Regions from separate parts of the Homo sapiens genome. Here region 2 is linked to region 1. A link is an interaction called in ENCODE POLR2A ChIA-PET data of the cell type or tissue named here. Cell type or tissue: MCF 10A. All regions are shown on one strand. Links, peaks and the distances in the headings refer to the core of each region. The heading gives the core; the rest is flanking DNA. Region 1 has its middle 19 kb from the start of TOR1B. Region 2 overlaps PRRX2 (paired related homeobox 2).

Region 1 (2,500 bases), core at 1-2,500:
CTACCTCCGCCTCCCGGGAAAAAACGATTGTCATGCCTCAGCCTCTCGGGTAGCTGGAATTACAGGCATGAGCCACCACGCCCAGCTAATTTTTGTATTTTTAGTAAAGACAGGGTTTCATCATGTTGGCCAGGCTGTTCTTAAACTCCTAGCCTCAAGTGATCTGCCTGCCTTGGCCTCCCAAATTGCTGGAATTACAGGCATAAGCCACAATGCCTGGCCTATTTACATATTAAAAATGCAGCATGCCGGGTGCGGTGGCTCACGCCTGTTATCCCAGCACTTTGGGAGGCCAAGGTGGGTGGATCACGAGGTCAGGAATTCAAAACCAGCCTGGCCAAGATGGTGAAACCCTGTCTCTACTAAAAATACTAAAAAGTAGCCGGGCCTGGTGGCGGGTGCCTGTAATCCCAGGTACTCGGGAGGCCAAGGCAGGAGAGTCGCTTGAACTCAGGAGGCAGAGGTTGCAGTGAGCCAAGATTGCACTATTGCACTCCAGCCTGGGTGACAGAGCGAGACTCCATCTCCAAAAAAAAAAACAAAAACAAAAAACAACACAGCACCCTATCCATTTTTATGGACACATAATACATGTGTAGCTGAAGTAAAAACTAAACACAAAAAGGAACTGATATTTAAGCATATCCTGAGAGTGACAAAATTTTTTAAAAAAAGGAATTGATATACTTCAACTTAGACATGGAGATAACTTTTGGAGAGGAATCCCAAAGTGATGGGGCTTGAAGTTTTAGTTTTATTAAAGATATAGAGATCTAGGCCAGGCACGGTGGCTCATGCCTGTAATCCCAGCACTTTGGGAGGCTGAGGCAGGAGGATCACTTGAGTCCAGGAGTTCAAGCCCAGCCTGGGCAACGTAACAAGACCCTGTCTCTACAAAAAATACAAAAATTAGCTGGGTATGGTGTTGCGCGCCTATAGTCCCAGCTACTCGGGAAGTTGAGGTGGGAGGACTGCTTGAGCCCGGGAGGTTGAGGTTGCAGTGAGCTGTGATGGCACCACTGCACTCCATCCTGGGCAATAAAGCGAGACCCTCTCTCAAAAAAAAAAAAAAAAAAGAGATTTGAAGCAAATATAGTAAAATGCAAAATGTAATCTCTGCTAAATCTGGGTGGAGAGTATGTTCTCTCCTCTATCTTTGATGAAATAGTTGATAATTAAATGAAAAAGTTAAGATGGTCTCTAGAGGGATAGCTTACACACATCAGGAGAATCTGGCCTTTGGTAACCTGAAGAGTGTTGCTATTTTTGCCGGTGAGAGAAGGGCTAGAAAGCATCCATTTCTCCCCAACCGTGCCTCGCCAGGGGCTTGGCCGAGGGAGCCTGGGGTACTTCCCTAATCTAACCACTAGATGGGGCCAGTACTACGGGTTAGAAATGGGGAGACCCGAGGGAGGGCTGTGGGATCCTTCTAGCAACTTGACACAAGGAAGAATCAGTTTTTGCAAGAAACAGAGGATGATAATTTACTTGAGAACATGAGAGACAGGTAAAGGTAGAAAAACAGCAGTCACAGCTGGGTGCGGTGGCTCACGCCGGTAATCCCAGCACTTTGTGGGGCTGAGGAGGGCATATTGCTTGAGTCCAGGAGTTCGAGACCAGCCTGGGCAACATAGCAAGACCCCTGTCTCTACAAAAAATAAAATATTACCTGGGCCTGGTGGCATGGTGCCTGTAGTCCCAGCTACTCTGGAGGCTGAGGCAGAAGATTCATTTGAACCCAGGAGTTTGAGGCTGCAGTGATCCACAATCGTGCCACTCCAGCCTGGACAACAGAGTGAAACTGTCTTGAAAAAAAGAAAATGAAAAAGAAAAACAGGAGTCAGGTAACAAAAGAACCCCTAGTTAAAGTAGCAATATCATTCAATACCATTCACAGGTATTGGTAAAGTACCTATTTTCTTTTTTTTTTCCTTTTTTTTTTTTTTTTTTGAGACAGAGTCTCGCTCTGCTGCCCAGGCTGGAGTGCAGTGGCGCAATCTTGGCTCACTGTAAGCTCCACCTCCCGGGTTCTCGCCATTCTCCTGCCTCAGCCTCCCGAGTAGCTGGAACTACAGGCACCCACCACCATGCCTGGCTAATTTTTTGTATTTTTAGTAGAGACGGGGTTTCACCGTGTTAGCCAGGATGGTCTCGATCTCCTGACCTCGTGATCCGCCCGCCTCGGCCTCCCAAAGTGCTGGGATTACAGGCGTGAGCCACCGCACCCGGCCAAAATACCTATTTTCTAGTCTCCTAAGTTACCCGAGATGCAGTTGTTAAGCATTAAAACAGATGCCAACAGGGGTTCAGGGAAATTCCAGTTTCTATCCCTTTGGGTTTTTTGTTTTGTTTTGTTTTGTTTTTGAGATGGAGTCTCGCTCTGTCGCCCAGGCTGGAGTGCAGTGGCGTGATCTCGGCTCACTGCAACCTCAGCCTCCAGGGTTCAAACGATTCTCCTGCCTCAGCCTCTCAAGTAGCTGGAATTACAGGCGCATGACAC
Region 2 (16,490 bases), core at 7,846-10,345, 81 kb after region 1:
TCAGACAGGAACTCTGAAACCACATCCTTAGCCACTGCCTGGCATCATCAGCAAGGACACAAGTGGCCCTGAGGGAGGCTTGAGGGAGGATTCTCACCTCCCCCAGTAAGGAATGGAAGGCAGTACCGCCTACTGGTTAAGGAGGTGGCCGGTCCGGGTCTGGCTCTCAGGCCGGTCCGCCTCACTAGCAGAGTGCCGTGGGTGAACCTTTAACCGCTCCCAGCCTCAAGAATCTCACCTGAGGCCGGGCGCCGTGGCTCATGCCTGTAATCCCAGCACTTTGGGAGGCCGAGGCGAGTGGAATGCCTGAGGTCAGGAGTTTGAGACCAGCCCGGCCAACATGGTGAAACCCCGGTCTCTACTAAAAGTACAAAAAAATTAACTGGGTGTGGTGGTGTGCACCTATAATCCCAGCTACTTGGGAGGCTGGGGCATGAGAATTGCTTAAACCCGGGAGGTGGAGGTTGCAGTGAGCCGAGATCATGTCACTGCACTCCAGCCTGGGCAACGAAGCAAGACTCTGTCTCAAAAAAAAAAAAAAAAAAAAAAAAGAGAATCTCACCTGAAAAATGGGAATAACAGGATCTACCTCATTTAACCCTCATAACAACCCAACACGGCTGGCTCCTAGTTCCATTTTACGTAGGAGGAAACTGAGGAACAGAGAGTTAAATGACATACTGATGCCACATGACCAGGAAAGACCAGAGCTGGGATTGGAACTCAGAGAGCAGCACACAGTCCGGGGTCTTAGCCACTTCCCCACACTGCTGCCTGAGTCACCTCGGCATGGGAAGCCAGCCCCAAGATCCTCGTGGTGCTGGGATTCTGGGGGTCTCCCTGGTGGCTTAACAGTGTATGGATCAACAAAAAGGAGGGAGGCTGAAGGCAACAGAAACATTCTTGGGGCTGCAGCATGTGGCTTCAGGCACACAGGCAGCAGGGCAGCGAGGATTAAGGATGTGTGCAGGCCCAGCCCCAAGCCCTGTGAGGGTGGGCCACAGTCAGGCCGGGCACAGAGAGAGCTCAACAACATGTGAAGACAGAAAAGAAGGAAGGGGAGAAGGGAGGATAGAGGAGAAGAAACATGGTCCCTGGGGCCTCATGGAGAAGGATCCCGGGGCTTCTAGGCTGTTCCAACCCCAGGAGTGCAGCCCTGCCCCAGCCAGCACCCCGACCAAGGGGCCCAAGAGCTGACTTTCGTTTTGTTTTGTTTTTTGAGATGGAGTCTCACTCTGTTACCAGGCTGGAGTGCACTGGCGCGATCTCTGCTCACTGCAATCTCCGCCTCCCAGGTTCAAACGATTCTCCTGCTTCAGCCTCCCGAGTAGTTGGGACTACAAGTGCCTGCCACCACACCCAGCTAATTTTTTGTATTTTTAGTAGAGACGGGGTTTCACCATGTTGGCCAGGATGGTCTCGATCTCTTGACCTTGTGGTCCACCCGCCTCAGCCTCCCAAAGTGCTGGGATTACAGGTGTGAGCCACCGCGCCCGGCCAAGCTAGCTTTCAATCAGGCCAAGCTGGCCTCAACCCCAGAAATTCAGGGACCAGGTGTAAGGCACAAAGGAGGGTCTTGGGTCCTCTGGTGCCAGTTACAAGGCACAGGTCCATCTTCACCTCCCTGGACCATTGCTGGATGGGGCCACCTAGGCCACTCCAGTAGGCAGAGCCAGGGCAGGTGGCCTCAGGGCTGCCCGGCCGCTGTTCCAGGTCCCTGCCTCTTTGGGGTCACTGCTTGCATCACACACACCACGCCCTCTCACCATGGACCCCTGCCTGAGCTGGCAACGTCTCCTCCCTCTCTTGCTCACTTTCAGGTCTCAGCAGAGATGCCTCCTCCTCCAAGAAGCCCTCCTGGACCCACAGGCTTAAGCTCCCAAAAAGCCCTGTGCCTCTCCCATTGTAGCTCTGTTATACTGTAGGGTAAGTGTGGGGTCATCGGTCCAGTAGGGGCTGGGACTTACTGTTTTCTGTCTCCTTGGAATGCATCACAGGGGCTGGCACAGGGAACCTCTCATCAATCTGTGTTGAGTGCTGAGTGTTGAGTGAAGGGGAGGCATGGGAAGGGCCGGGTGAGCCTGCAGAGCCCGCCCTCCTGTGCAGGGGTCTAGGTTCCTCCCCTGGAGCCATGGAGGCCTGGTGAGGACACGTCCTCCGAGTGAGGAAGAGGCTGGGGGAGGCCGGCCACCACCAGCCACTGCCCTGCCACACTTTTAAGAATGTTTCACCTCATTAATTTTGAACAAAAACCCGTGACGCTGACACATTTTTATAGCTACCAGCCTGGAGAAGGAGAAACACATCCCGGGAAGGAAGGTGATGATGGAAGCCGCAGTGGGGCCCGAGGAGTCAGACAGGTCCCCAGGGGGCCCCATCCCATGGCTTCCCCGGCCTCGGCACAGCACACAAGAGCGAGAGGCATGGGCCACCCAACCTGGGACTGCCGTGCTCTGACCTGCTCCCAGCCCTGGGGGCCGGTAGCCAGTGTGGCTGCAAGAATGGTGGCTAGTGTGGCCTCCGCAGGCTCAGGATGACCCTGGAGTTTGGAGGAGGCTGGAGGAGGTTCCCTCATGTCCCCCACAAACCTCAGCAGAGCCCTGCTTGGAGGCAGTTGCGGTGTATCTGGGTCTCTCTGGGGTCGGGAGCCTCACCCCTAAATACATGACATGCACACATTTCCATGGGGCCACCAGACCCACAAGAAAGCGGAGGGGCCAGTGACCCAGCAGGAGCTGCCCCTGGAAGGGAGCACAAGCACCTTCCCACCTCTGGGCCTTGGTATCTGCTGTTCCCTCTAGCTAGGGCACCCTTCCCCCATCCCCACCGCACTGGCTAAAGCTGACCCAGCCCTGGATTTCAGCCTACATGCCCAGCCCTGAGAGGCCTTCCCGGCTCCCATACAAGCGCAGGTCTCCTTGTTATGGACTCCTAGGCCTTCTCCCTCTCCTGCACATCTGCAATTAACTAAAACAGAGAAATGACGTGTTTGGGTTATCTGCTTCATGCCTGTCTATCCCACATTTGACTCTAAGATCCAGACGGGCAGGGCCTGGGTTTTCCTTGTCAATGCTGTATCCCCAGGACCAGGCAAGAAGTTTGGTTTCAAAAATATTTCTGAATGAATGACTATGTAAATGAAGGAGCGGCTCACTCCAGAAAAGGATCTGAAGTCTCAACTTCCAAAGCCAGGTCCCTTTATCTTCAAAAGGGCCAGACGATGGCTGTTAGATGTGACATCAAAAACACAAGCAACTACAGAAAAAAAGATAAATGGAACTTCATGAAAACTAAACAGTTTTGTAACTGTTATAACCATTAAGAAACTGAAAAGACAACCCACAGAATAGAAAAATTATTTACACATTACATATTTGGTAAGGGACTTATGTTTAGAAAATATAAAGAACCCTTACAGCTCAATAAAAAGACAAATATCCCAATTTAAAAATGAGTGAAGGATTTGAGTAGACATTTCTCTAAAGAAAATACACAAATGACCAATAGGCAGAAAGACGCTCAAAATCATCAGCCAGCAGGGAAATGCAAATCAAAACCATGATGAGACAGACTTCACACCCACTAGGATAGTTAGAATCAAAAGACAGATAACGGCCGTGCATGGTGGCTCAGGCCTGTTTAAGCCCAGCACTTTCAGAGGCCGAGGCAGGTGGACTGCTTGAGGTCAGGAGTTCGAGACCAGCCTGACCAACATGGTGAAACTCCGTCTCTATTGAAAATACAAAAATTAGCCAGGCGTGGTGGCAGGTACCTGAAATCCCAGTTACTCGGGAGGCTGAGGCAGGAGAATGGCTTGAACCTGGGAGGTGGAGGTTGCAGTGAGCCGAGATCACGCACTGCACTCTAGCCTGGGCAACAGAGCGAGACTCCAGTAGGCTGAGCCAGGGCAGGTGGCCTGATAACACCAAGTGCTGGCCAGGAAGTGGAGAAACTAGAACCCTCATACACTGCTGGTGGGAATGCAAGGTACAGCTGCTGTGGAAAACAGTCTGGGAGTTGCTCACAAGGTGAAACATAGACTTACCATCTGACCCAGCAATTCCACTCTTAGGTACAGACGCAGGAGAAATGAAACATGTGTCCACACAAAAACCTGTACACAATGACATATGTCCATAGCAGCATTTTTTTTTTTTTTTGAGACACAGTCTCCCTCTGTCACCCAGGCTGGAGTGCAGTGGCACGATCTCGGCTCACTGCAACCTCCTCCTCCTGGGTTCAAGCAATTCTCCTGCCTCAGCCTCCCTGGTAGCTGGGACTACAGGCGCACATCACCGTACCGGGTTAATTTTTGTATTTTTAGTAGAGACGGGGTTTCACCATGTTGGCCAGGCTGGTCTCGAACTCCTGACCTCAGGTGACCCACCAGACCAGCCTTGGCCTCCCAAAGTACTGGGATTACACGTGTGAGCCACCGCGCCCGGCCATAGCAGCATTATTTATAATAGCCAAAAAGTGAAAGCAACCCACATGTCCTTCAACTGGTGAATGAATAAATAAAATGTGGCCCATTCATGCAATGGAATAGTATTCAGCAATAAAAATAAATGAAACACTTAGAGATGGTAACTGTGGGTTAACCTTGAAAACATGATGCTAAATCAAAGCAGCCAGCCAGAAGGGAATATATAGTGCATGATTTCTTTTATTTATTTATTTATTTATTTTTTGAGACAGAATCTCACTCATTATGTTGCCCAGGCTGGAGTGCAGTGGCGCCATCTCAGCTCACTGCAACCTCTGCCTCCTGGGTTCAAGCGATTCTCCTGCCTCAGCTTCCCAAGTAGCTGAGATTACAGGTGCCAGCCACCATGCCTGGCTAATTTTTGTATTTTTAGTAGAGATGGGGTTTCACCATGTTGGCCAGGCTAATCTCGAACTCTTGACCTCAAGTGATCTGCCCGCCTTTGCCTCCCAAAGTGCTGGGATTATAGGCGTGAGCCACTGCACCAGGCCCTAGTGAATGATTTCTTTTATATGAAATGTCCAGAATAGGCAAATCCATAGAGATGGAGGTAGACTGGCAGCTGCTGGGGCTGGGGGGACTGCAGTGAGGATGCTGGAGAGTGACAGCTAAAAAGTGCAGGGCTTCTTTTGGGGGTATGAAAATGTTTTAATATTTATTGTGATGATGGTTGTACAACTGAATATACTAAAAAATCACTGGACTGCACATTTTATCTTTCTAATTTAATTTTATTTTTTGAGATGGTCTTCCTCTGCACTCAGGCTAGAGTGCAGTTTTGCGATCATGGCTTACTGCAGCCTCGAACTCCTAGGCTCAAGTGATCCTCCCACCTCAGCCTCCCCAGTAGCTGGAACTACAGGCATGCGCCACCATGCTCAAATAATTATTTTTTTTTTTTTGAGATGGAGTTTCACTCTGTCGCCCAGGCTGGAGTGCAGTGGCGTGAACTTGGCCCACTGCAACCTCCGCCTCCCAGGTTCAAGCGATTCTCTTGCCTCAGCCTCCCGAGTAGCTGGGATTACAGGCGCATGCCACCACGTCTGTTAACTTTTGTATTTTTGGTAGAGACAGGGTTTTACCGGGTTGCTCCTGACCTCAAATGATCTGCCCCCCTCGGTCTCCCAAAGTGCTGGGATTACAGGTGTGAGCCACCGCGCCTGGGAAAAAAAAATTTTTGTGTAGAGATGGGAGTCTCACTATGTTGTCCAGCCTGGTCTCAAACTCATGGCCTCAAGTGATCCTCCTACCTTGGCCTCCCAAAGCACTGGGATTATAGGTGTGAGCCACCACATCCGGCCCTGGACTGTGCACTTTAAATGGGTGATTGTACAGTATGTGAAATATACGAAATAAAATTATTCCTAAAAACACACAGAAAAAGGAGGTGGTGTCAAGAGAAGCATTGAGATTGGAGAGAATGGCAAGCAAAGGATATCTCCTGAGTCTCTGGGGGTGCCACAGGTAGTGAGGTGACAGGGGGTGAGGAGTGAGGTGGGCTGGGGTGCCGGGGAGGCCCCAAGAGGTCAGGGGCCTCTGGGTTAGGGTCTTTGGGGAACCCTCAGTGAGAGAGCCAGCAGGAGTGGCTCTTGAACTCCTGACCTCAGGCGATCCACCTGCCTCGGCCTCCCAAAGTGCTGGGATTACAGGCATGAGCCACCGTGCCCAGCCAGGGAGTGGCTCTCGCACAGAATGTCCCCATGCGGCCGGGTCACAGCAGCAGGCTAACGGTAGCGGGGAGCCAGGGTTGGGGACAGGTGAGGCCAAAAGTTCTTCTGAGCCCAGGATCCTTGAGAAAAGGAGTCTTCAGGGCCAGGCACAGTGGCTCGTGCTTGTAATCCCAGCACTTTGGGAGGCCGAGGCGGGCAGATCACCAGAGGTCAGGAGTTCAAGACCAGTCTGGCCAACATGGTGAAACCCTGTCTCTACTAAAAATACAAAAATTAGCCGGGCATGGTGGCACCTGCCTGTAATCCCAGCTACCCGGGAGGCTGAGGCAGGAGAATTGCTTGAACCCGGGAGGCGGAGGTTGCCGTGGGCCAGGATCAAGCCACTGAACTCCATTTGCCTCCTGTTCACAGGCAATCAAAGGGCCAGGGGGGCCAAGGCCAGATGCAGCCGAGTGGCTCTGAGGCCCTGGCTCCCCAGCGTGGCCCTAGCAGGAGCCTCCCCTCATATCCCTCAGCCCCTGCGTTTTGGTGCCTGACTACCTCCCTCTGCACTAGGAGCTGGGGGTCCCAAGTCCAGCTCAGTCTCTCTATTCCTGAGACCCCAAAACTAAGCTCTAGAGAGGGGGGCACCTGTTGGAATGGGGTGCGGGGTGGGTGGGAGGCAGGGAGTCACCCAGGAGGAAGGGGAGCAGCCCTCTGCTCGAAATTTGGTCTAAGAGAGGGGTTCATGTCTGTCCCGTCTGGTTTTAATCTAAGGTTGATGGCCAAATGCCAGGTTTATTGTAAAGCCTACATTTTAATAAGGCGCTGGTATCGGGAGGAAAGCTGCCCTCGTTAACTGTTTCCAGACCACGATGAAGTTTTCTGCTCAGGGCCCAAGGTGGGTTTTTCTCTCCCATTTAAGAGCTCCTGGGCCTCCTAAAGCCCAGAGCCAGTTGGGAACTTGGGGTGAGGGCTGGGGCCCAGGCACAAAGATGTTGACTTCGTGTGGCTTGGTTTTGCAACAAACCTGCAAACAGCTCTGCGGTCTCAAACCTGTCATTCTTGTCGTCTCGAGGACTCAGGGTCTGAAGGGACTTTAGAGGTCATCTGTCAAGACCCCTCATTTTGCTGATAGGAAAACTGAGGCCTGGAGGGGCAGTGACTCGGCCACGCACTCACAGCAAGGCAGTGGAACCCCAAGTTCTGTCTGCTGAGATGTGCTGCCTGCAGACACACATGCGCTTCCTTCCTGCTCCCATCTCTGTTCCCGGGTTTCCTGGGAGGATGCAGGAGAGAATATTCCCAACCCAGCAATTGGGTTAGGGGGGCTACCAGCAGCCCACCCAGATAGCAAACGCCTGCCTGCCCTGAGCATCTGAGAATGAGAAAAATTGCCCCCGTGTGTCCTCAGACAAGAGGTCTCTCCTCTTGGATTCTTGGTTTCACCATCTGTATTGGGACAAAACAGTATCTCTCCCTCCCTCTCAGGTGGCTCAGTGAGGATGGCGTGGCCCAGGGCTCTCCCAAGGACATGCTTAACGTGGTGCTCCAGAAATGACTGCTAACCCCACTATTATTCATCCCATATGAAGGCTAGGCCTGGCCTGGTGGTTCTTCCCCACTTTAATCATGAACCCCCCTTGAGAACTCTGAGGAACTCTACGAACCATTCCCTAGAAAAACACAGGCGTGCAGAAAAGTTTGCATGCAATGTTGTACGGAGAGGTGGTTCACACACTTTGAATCCTGTCCACAGACCCCACCCTAAAGCACCAGCTCCATGGAAAGTCAGTTCTCTCTGTCCTGGAAGAACCTGCCCCTCTGCCCCCTCTTGGGGTCCCCTGGCCAGCCCTTCATGGCGAGCAGCCCAGACAAGGGCAGTGCCTGCGAGGCTGACGGGACCTGCCGTGCCCCTGGCTCTGGGCAGTGCTGCATTCCCAGAGAGGCTCAACTTTAAACATCGCTGGAGGTTTCTATGACCCATTTGTGAGTTCCGGGCAGTGCTGGAAAATGTGAGTCTGAGCCTTGCTCGGCAAAGCTCCAATGGCGTCCTGAGTGTTTCTGCCGCGCCCCTCACCGCAGCATGGGACTGTGGTGAGGCGAGAAGGACTTCTTCCACACCCTTAATTTTTTTTCTTTTTTGGTTTCCATTTAACCCACTTTATTATGCGCCTGGCACTGGGTTATGGAGCCCTGCGTCGTACAATGCAGAGGGTACTGTTATTAAGCCCTGTTCACAGTCAGGGGCAATGAGATTCAGAGAGGTAAAGTACCAAACCCAGGTACCACTGCCAGTGATCAGGGGTGATTTATGTCCAGACTCTGTCCCCAAAGTGGCTGGTATCTGGATGAAAGCTGCCCTTGGAAAAGTTAACCATTTCCAGACCAGGCGAAGTTGCTGCTAAGGGTCCCATGTGGGAAATGAGCTCTTCCCCATTTAAGAGCTCCTGGGCTGCTCATAGTCTGCAGCCAGGACCTGCAGGGAAGCCAGGGCAAGTGCTGGTGGCCAGGCGCAGAGACCGTTCAGACTCCTGCGGCTTAATTGGCCACCCCTCTCTACCCGAACAAGTCGGAATGCTCGGCCCACACCCACCCACCTGGCTCCCCTGCTATGTCTCAGCCTCCACCAGGTACCCACCAGCTGCTGTGCCCCACCCAGGACAGCCTCACCAGTGGGGTGCATGCTCAGAGTCTGGGCACGGGGCCATCTTCGACATCTCCAGCATGTTTCCAATCACATCCTCACACAACAGCCAACCCTGGCTCTAGAAAATTCTCCATTACAGTAGGTCCTAGTCCACCTCCCTGTGGTCCCCACGACATGCTGTGTTTACACTTTGAAGGGCAGCACACAGGACTCTATTCCTCAACGACCCCCTTGCTAGCCTCTGAGGGCAGCTGTTCTGGTGATTTCAGCCACAGCTCTGGGAGCTGCCCCGCCCCCCTTGCCACACTTTGCCACGTGAAGAGGCTGGCACCACATCTTCCGCATTTCTTAAAAGGGAGTCCACTGACAATTTGCCTGGGAATTCCCCGGGAAGCTTGTTAAAGCCAGACACTCCCATCTCAAGGGTCCAGCTGGGAATCTGCAGTAGACACTCCCTCACCCGCAAGTTCAGGAACCACAAGCTTCAGAGCAGACATCTGGGAATGACATGGCTCAGACTGAAAGACACCAGTCCACACTCTAGCTCTGTACCGTCCAACGTGGGAGCAACGAGCTGCACGTGGCCATCTCAATGAAATTCTCACTGATTAAAATGAAATAAAAATACAAATTCCATTCCTCAGTCGAACAGGCCACATTTCAAGGGCTCAATATCCACACATGGCCAGTGGCCGCCACATTGGACAGCACAGATAGGAAACATTTTCATCATCACAGAGAGTTCTAGAAAGTTTTTTTTTTTTTTTTGAGACGGAGTCTCGCTCTGTCGCCCAGGCTGGAGTGCAGTAGCGCGATCTCTGCTCATTGCAAGCTCCGCCTCCCGGGTTCACGCCATTCTCCTGCCTCAGCCTCCCGAGTAGCTGGGACTACAGGCGCCCACCACCATGCCCAGCTAATGCTTTTGTATTTTTAGTAGAGACAGGGTTTCACCGTGTTAGCCAGGATGTTCTCGATCTCCTGACCTCGTGATCCACCCGCCTCAGCCTCCCAAAGTGCTGGGATTACAGGTGTGAGCCACCGCGCCTGGCAGTCGTAGAAAGTTTTGAGACGGAGTTTCACTCTGTCGCCCAGGCTGGAGTGCAGTGGTGCGATCCTGGCTCAGGGCAGCCTCTGCCTCCCGGGTTCAAGCGATTCTCCTGCCTCAGCCTCCTGAGTAGCTGGCATTACAGGCACCCGGCATCAGGCCTGACTAATTTTTTTGTATTTTTAGTATGGATGGGGTTTCACCATGTTGGCCAGGCTGGTCTCCAACTCCTGACCTCAAGTGATCCGCCTGCCTTGGCCTCCTAAAGTGTGGGATTACAGGCGTGAGCCACTGCGCCTGGCCTAAGGACATTTGAAAGGAAAAAAATCTCCTACAAATCCCACGACAACAGCATATCTGTTTAATTCTTTGCATACTTTTTGTTGCATGTCCACATGTATCTAGCTATCACATGACTCCATTTACAGTGTGCATGAATATCATTTTCTGTTTTGGATGGGGCATGGATTAAGAGCCTAGGATTGTGATCAGACACACCCAGGGATGCTGCGTATGGTTGCACAGGCTGTGCACTGTACAACTTCAGGGGTGCCATTCCCACAGACTCCAGTGTGACTGGTGTCCCCTGCAGTTATGCAGTGGACAACCTGCCCAACCATATCCCGCTTTCCTGGAAATAGCTGCATTCTGGTTCTGGCTTTCCATGCCAGCTCTGTGAGCTCTGTGAGACTCAGTGTCCCCACTGTAAGTGGGAACAGCAACACCTAAAGTGCCTCGACAATACCTGGCACCCAGTTAGTGGTCAAGTAACATCAGCTATCGCGTTGGTGACTGCCATGACCTCACCATTTTATGAAGCGAAGTCAATGTGATGGTGCAGGTAGACTGCTTCCCGCTGTGAGCGACACACAGTGAACGATGGTCCCTCAAGCTCCATCCTAAACCCTCTGCTCTGTTTCCTATCTTCTTCCTCACGTTAGTGTGAGCGGCTGCATCACTTCCCCTAGTGGGGATGCCAAAACGGCCTCACAGCCCTTCCCCTCTTGTGGGATATTTAGGTCTCTTGCGATTTTCCTCTATTGTAAACACTGTGAAAAATGTCTCATTTCTTTGTCCTTCTGCTGGATTTCAAGACCCCAAATCCTTCACATAAGTTCTTCCAACAGCGCTCTCCTCTCCAGAAGGAACCTTTTTGCTACCAAGTTGGTCAGAACAGGCCAGCCCACAAAAGGTGGCGTACTGGCTAAGCACCGTGGCTCACGCCTGTAATCCCAGCACTTTGGGAGGCTGAGGCGGGTGGATCGCTTCAGGCCAGGAGTTTGGGACCAGCCTGGACAACATGGCAAAACCCCCACCTTTACAAAAAATTAAAACATTAGCCGGGCATGGTGGCACGCACCTGTAGTCCCAGCAACTCAGGAGGCTGAAGTGGGAGGATCACTTGAGCCCGGGAGATGAAGGTCACAGTGAGCCACAATTGTGCCACTGCACTCCAGCCTGGGTGACAGGTTCAGACCCTGTCTCAAAACAACAATAACGGCCAGGTGTGGCTCTGCAATCCCAGCACTTTGGGAGGCGGAGGCGGGCAGATCACTTGAAGGCAGGAGTTCAAGACCAGCCTGGCCACCATGGTGAAACCCCGTCACTACTAAAAATACAAAAATTAGCCGGGCTTGGTGGCATGTGCCTGTACTCCCAGCTACTCAGGAGCCTGAGGCAAGAGAATCGCTTGAACCTGGGAGGCGGAGAGCCGAGATTGCGCCACTGCACTCCAGCCTGGGCGACAGAGCGAGGCTTCATCTAAAAAAAAAAAAAAAGCCAACAACAACAACAAACCAAAAAAAAATACAGCACCCCACTGAGGAAGAGCTGGACCCTGGCGGCAGGCTGCCTAAGTTCAAATCCCAACTTCACTGCTGTGTGACCCTGAGGAAGTTACAACCTCTCTGTGCTTCAGTTATCCCATCCAGAAAATGGGGATAACAAGATCTTCCTCCCAGAGTTGTTGTGAAAATTAAATGAAAGAATATATATATAAGGTTCTTAAAGCAGTGCCTGGCACGTAGTAAGTGCTAAATCACGTTAGCCATTAGTATATTTATCTGGAGTTAGGTGCGTGTGCGTTCCCCTCCCACACTTGCTGTATATTGGCTGTGCAGCTTTGAGGCAATTTACTGAACCTCTCTAGACCTCGGTTTGTAACTGTCTGGTGGAGACTTGGGATGCTGAGAGGCAGAAGCAACCATGTGCCTGGCACGCTGAGGTCTCTCTCCTGAACAGCTGCTGTCGGTGCCTCAGAGACCAAGTTCTCTGCTCCCTGGGACACTTCCTCCCCAAAGCTTGCACTGACACACACAGAGCAGAGGCTGCCCTGAAGGTGCCCAAGGAAAGAATTCATCCTTCGTGGATGCTTCCCAGAAAGCTGGGCTGGACCATGTAGAAAGCCATGGCACAGTCACACACTGGATATTCTTTATTCCGGGCGGATGCATAGCAGGTCCTCAATAAATACTGAATGAATATGTAAGTGAATGAATGAATGGATTTTGGCTCCTGATGGGAACATAATCTCAATTCTCTGCTTGCCCAAACACCTGAAAATTTGTATGCACTATACACCATTACAAGCCTTCTCACTTCTGGACCCTCCTATCTGCAGAAACTAATATATTGATGGATATATGTATACACACACACACACACACACACACACACACACATATATATATTTTTTTTGAGACAGAGTCTTGCCCTGTTGCCCAGGCTGCAGTGCAATGGCGTGATCTCGGCTCACTGCAACTTCCACCTCCTGGGTTTAAGTGTTTCTCCCACCTCAGCCTCCCAAGCAACTGGGATTACAGGTGCGCACCACCACGCCCAGCTAATTTTGTGTGTATATATTTTAGACGAGGTTTCACCATGTTGGCCAGGCTGGTCTCGAACTCCTGACCTCAAGTGATCTGCCCACCTTGGCCTCCCAAAGTTCTGGGATTATGGGCGTGAGCCACTGCGCCCAGCCTATTGATGGATTTTTTTAATTGACAGGCCAGAGCATGGGCTAGGGAAATCACCTCCCACAGGGAAATGCTTCAGCCTGGCTTTGCTGGTGCTCATAGTCAGAGGAACAGGCACAGCGGCCTTCCTGTGGGGAAGGGCCTCCAGCATGCCCTGGGAGGGAAGGGACAGTCAGGCTATCCTGATGGCCCTCCAGCTGGGCCAGCATCCTCCCTCTACTTCCTAGAGTTTAGGAACGAACCACCTTGTTTCCTGAGCCTCCAGACACCAGGAAGATTTGATCCCAAGCCCAAGGTTTCATCTCTGGAGTCCAGCAGGCAGGGTGGGAATCCTACCTTCTCCACATCCCAGCTCTGTGACTTTGAGCCTGTGACCGCTCCTCTCTGGGCCTGTTTCCCTGTGAAGTGGGCCCATAGGGCCTCAGATGGGATGGTAGTGACGTGAGGTAGTGACGTGAGGGGGCGTCCACCCAGTACTGACAAATGGCCAAAGCCTTGGCTGCCCAGTCTGGGTTGTCTCAACCTCTGCCCACACGCGCCTAGCAGGGATTAGTCTCTGAGTTGATGTGCATGGCTGACACCCCCACCCTACCCAGCATCCCAGCTCCCCTTTTCCGGAACAAGGAAGGCAGGCGTGGCGGGAAAAACCCGCTCTTGCCACGTGTGTTTCACCAAACACCCTCCTCCCGATCATGGGGAAGGGCTGCACACCAGGGGGAACTCGGGGAACTGCTGAGTCCCAAGCCCTGGGCAAGCCCTCTTCTCTGCAGCCAGACTGGGTTGGCCTGGCCCAGCCCGGCCTGGCAGCACCACCGCCTGGTCTTACGCTTCCTTTTGGTGGAGAACCATGGAGACAGAGCCTAAGTGCCCCCGCCCCCCCCCCCCCCCGCCCCATCCAACCACCCATTTCTCCTAAGCTCCCCTGCTGGGAGCTCCCAGCTCCACTGCTCACTTTATAGGCCCTGCGAGGGGGCCCAGAGAGCTGAAGGGGCTGGTCCAGAAAGGCAGAGCACCCCGAAGCTGCCTGGGGACGGGAAGGCTCGGTGCTGACAGCAGCCAGGACCAGGGACCACCTTGTGGTTAAGACAGATTTGGTGCGGAGCTGGGACCGGCCTCAATGAAGCCCTTGTACTCACCCAGTGGGTGAAAAGCCCCCTTCCGAATCCCGGCGCTTAAAACCCTCCAACCTCCACGCTCCCCTCCCCCACCCACATTTTGGCGTTTCTCGCATGCCCCAAAGGCCTCATCTTAGGGGAAGCTCTGACTCAGAATTTTGAAAAATCTTACGCACAAACTTAGGAAAACAAACTTCGGGGGGCGGGGAAGCGTCCCCAGCCCTTTGTGGGGTGGAGACAGCGGGGGCGCTAGCAGGGGGGCAGGTTTCTGAGAAGCCATCTTTCCCTCCCCCGGGACAGGGCCGAGGGGCGAGGCGGACCCCACCCGTCTCGTGGGTGGCTTTCCCATCTGGACGGGGAGCTGGCTTGCTGGGCGGGGGTCTCCCCTCCGCACGCGCGGGTCTGGGGTCGGTCCGAAATCCAGGGGATGCCAGGGCCGGCGCGCCAGCCGCCGCCGCCCAGCCCGGCCATGTGCGCGCCAGCCAGTGCGTGCGAGCGCGCCGCGCTGGTGGCGGCCAGAGCGGCGCCGCGGCACATCTGGTTCCAGACGAGCCCCTGGCGCCTGCCTCGCCGCAGTCCCGCGGCCCAGACACACAGACGTTAATAGATCCCGCGCCCAGCCCCGCGCTGCCCGCGCCGCCGCCGCCCAGCTGCTCCGAGGGTGCGCGCCCCGGCCGGGCGGGAGGGGGCACGGCCTAGGGGAGGGGGAGCGGGACGCAGCGCTCCCCTGCAGCCCAGCCAGCTCCCTCCTCGCCTTCCTTCCAGCTCAGACACCTCCCTCTCCACTCCCGCTCTCCAGGCAGGTCCCGGGTGGGAGCCAGGACTGACTGCTCTTTCCTATCCTGGCACCGAGTGCAAGGGAATCCAACCCCCGATTAGTGACAAAGGCAGTTCCTACGTGTCCAGCTCCGGCCAAGGCCAAGGCTAAGGGCCAGGCCGGGCCGGGCGCCTATGGGCGTGTCTCCACACACGGTAACCCTATGAGGCAGGTACTGCTGCTACCGTCCCCGTTTAACAGTCGGGATAACCGAGACTAGGGAGGGAGGTCAGTCGCCCAAGGTCACACAGCGAGAAAGCTGCAGAGCGGCCATTCAGCTGGTCTATCGGACTCTGGCCCCAGGGGGGTCCGCGCTGCACCCCCTCTTCAACTGCTAGCCCACACACCTGGAACTCAAAGTCACCTTCACCCGGGGCGCCCCTCCCTTGCCCTCCCTCTGTCAGGGACCCCCTCTGCACCTGCAACCTTGATCCCTTAGCGAGGGTCCTCCCACCCAAGCATCTGGGGAAAGTGAAGCTTTGTGGGGACTCTGCAGGAATTTGCCCAGCTCCTTTCCCTTGGCAAGGCGGCAAGACAGCTGCTTATTTGGAATCCACCCCTTATCAAACCGGGAACCGAGGGTAGCTTTGCTTTATAAAATGTATTTTTTAAAAATTATTATTACTATTATTTTTTTCGAGACAGGGTCTAACTCTGTGGCGCAGGCTGGAGTGCAGCGGCGCGATCTGGGCTCCGCTGCAGCCTTGAACTCTCAGGCTTAAGCGATCCTCCCACCTGAGCCTCTAGAGTAGCTGAAATTACAGGCGCCCACTACCACGCCTGGCCAATTTTTGTATTTTTTGTAGAGACGGGGTTTCACCATGTTGCCCAGGCTGGTGCCTAACCCCTGGGCTCAAGCGATCCATCCGCCTCAGCCTCCCAAAGTGCTGGGATTCCAGGCGTGAGCCACCGTGCCCAGCCAAGGTGCCCTGCTTTAGAAGTACCATTCTACTATTCAGGGGTATGTGGCTTGTTTTCGTTTTGAAAAGGGGGCTGTGAGCATTAGGACCCCCCACACTAGATTCCATGATAATACATCTGAGTCTTAGCCAGTTGGTGAGTGGAGGTGGGTTTTGTCTTCCTCCCTTTCTCTCCTTCTGTGACTCCCTACCCCACCTTTCTTTTTTTTTTCGTTTTCTTTCTTTTACTGTGGACTTTAGCTCCTATGGGCTAAGCATGTGTGCTTGCAAATTCCAAGTAATTTGTTGGCTCCAGATTAAACTTCAGCTTTCCGCCTTCTCAGAGGGGGCTTTATAAGGAAATGGGGCCACATCAAAGTGCCATGTTCACCCTTAAAATGGGAGAAGAGTGTTTTTTTCTGAGCTGCTTACATGACAGCAGAGGTTCTGTTTAGAACTTTCCCGTTAATGCTCTCTGAATTCACTTGTGGGGGCTTGTTAACTTGGGCTGTCAGAAATTCTGGATTTTAGAAAAAAAACTCACTTTTAAAAAGTTCCCCGCCTAAAGGTAGTGAGGCCCATAATGGCCTGGTGAATGTGCCTAAGCATCTGAAAGCAGCGGGAAAGTCCTTTTGACTTCCCAGCCAAGTCTCCTGTTAAAGGTTTGGGGTGGCGGGGGCCTGGAGGAAGAGCAGCGTGGGCCAGGAAAGGGAGGTGCCTGCCAGCTGGGGGCTCCCGGCCCGGCTCCCAGCTCTGTGCCAGGCTAAGACTGAGCCCTTCCCCAGCAGGCCTGAAAAGGGGGTAAACACAACAAGGCTGTGGGGTGTATAAAAACCAAACCAAAGAAGCACATT

Evidence for each region. Peaks named below come from ENCODE experiments on the same cell type or tissue, not always from the same donor. Only the 100,000 strongest peaks of a DNase experiment are listed, where the experiment ranks them.
Region 2: POLR2A ChIA-PET joins it to region 1 with 5 read pairs; 9 of 35 experiments call an interaction of 5 or more read pairs at or near these places.

Annotation. Positions count from the first base shown.
Region 1 is chr9:129,782,809-129,785,308 of GRCh38, reverse strand. No RefSeq gene overlaps it. Among named protein-coding and RNA genes, the nearest start is that of TOR1B, 19 kb to the left of the region's middle. In MCF 10A, for the core only: a CTCF peak has its summit at 1,369 (motif pointing right); a DNase peak (open chromatin) is centred at 1,388.
Region 2 is chr9:129,695,461-129,711,950 of GRCh38, reverse strand. The region is part of intron 1 of PRRX2 (paired related homeobox 2); the gene reads right to left. Among named protein-coding and RNA genes, the nearest start is that of PRRX2-AS1, 15 kb to the left of the region's middle. In MCF 10A, for the core only: no CTCF peak of the experiment used is centred there; a DNase peak (open chromatin) is centred at 9,180.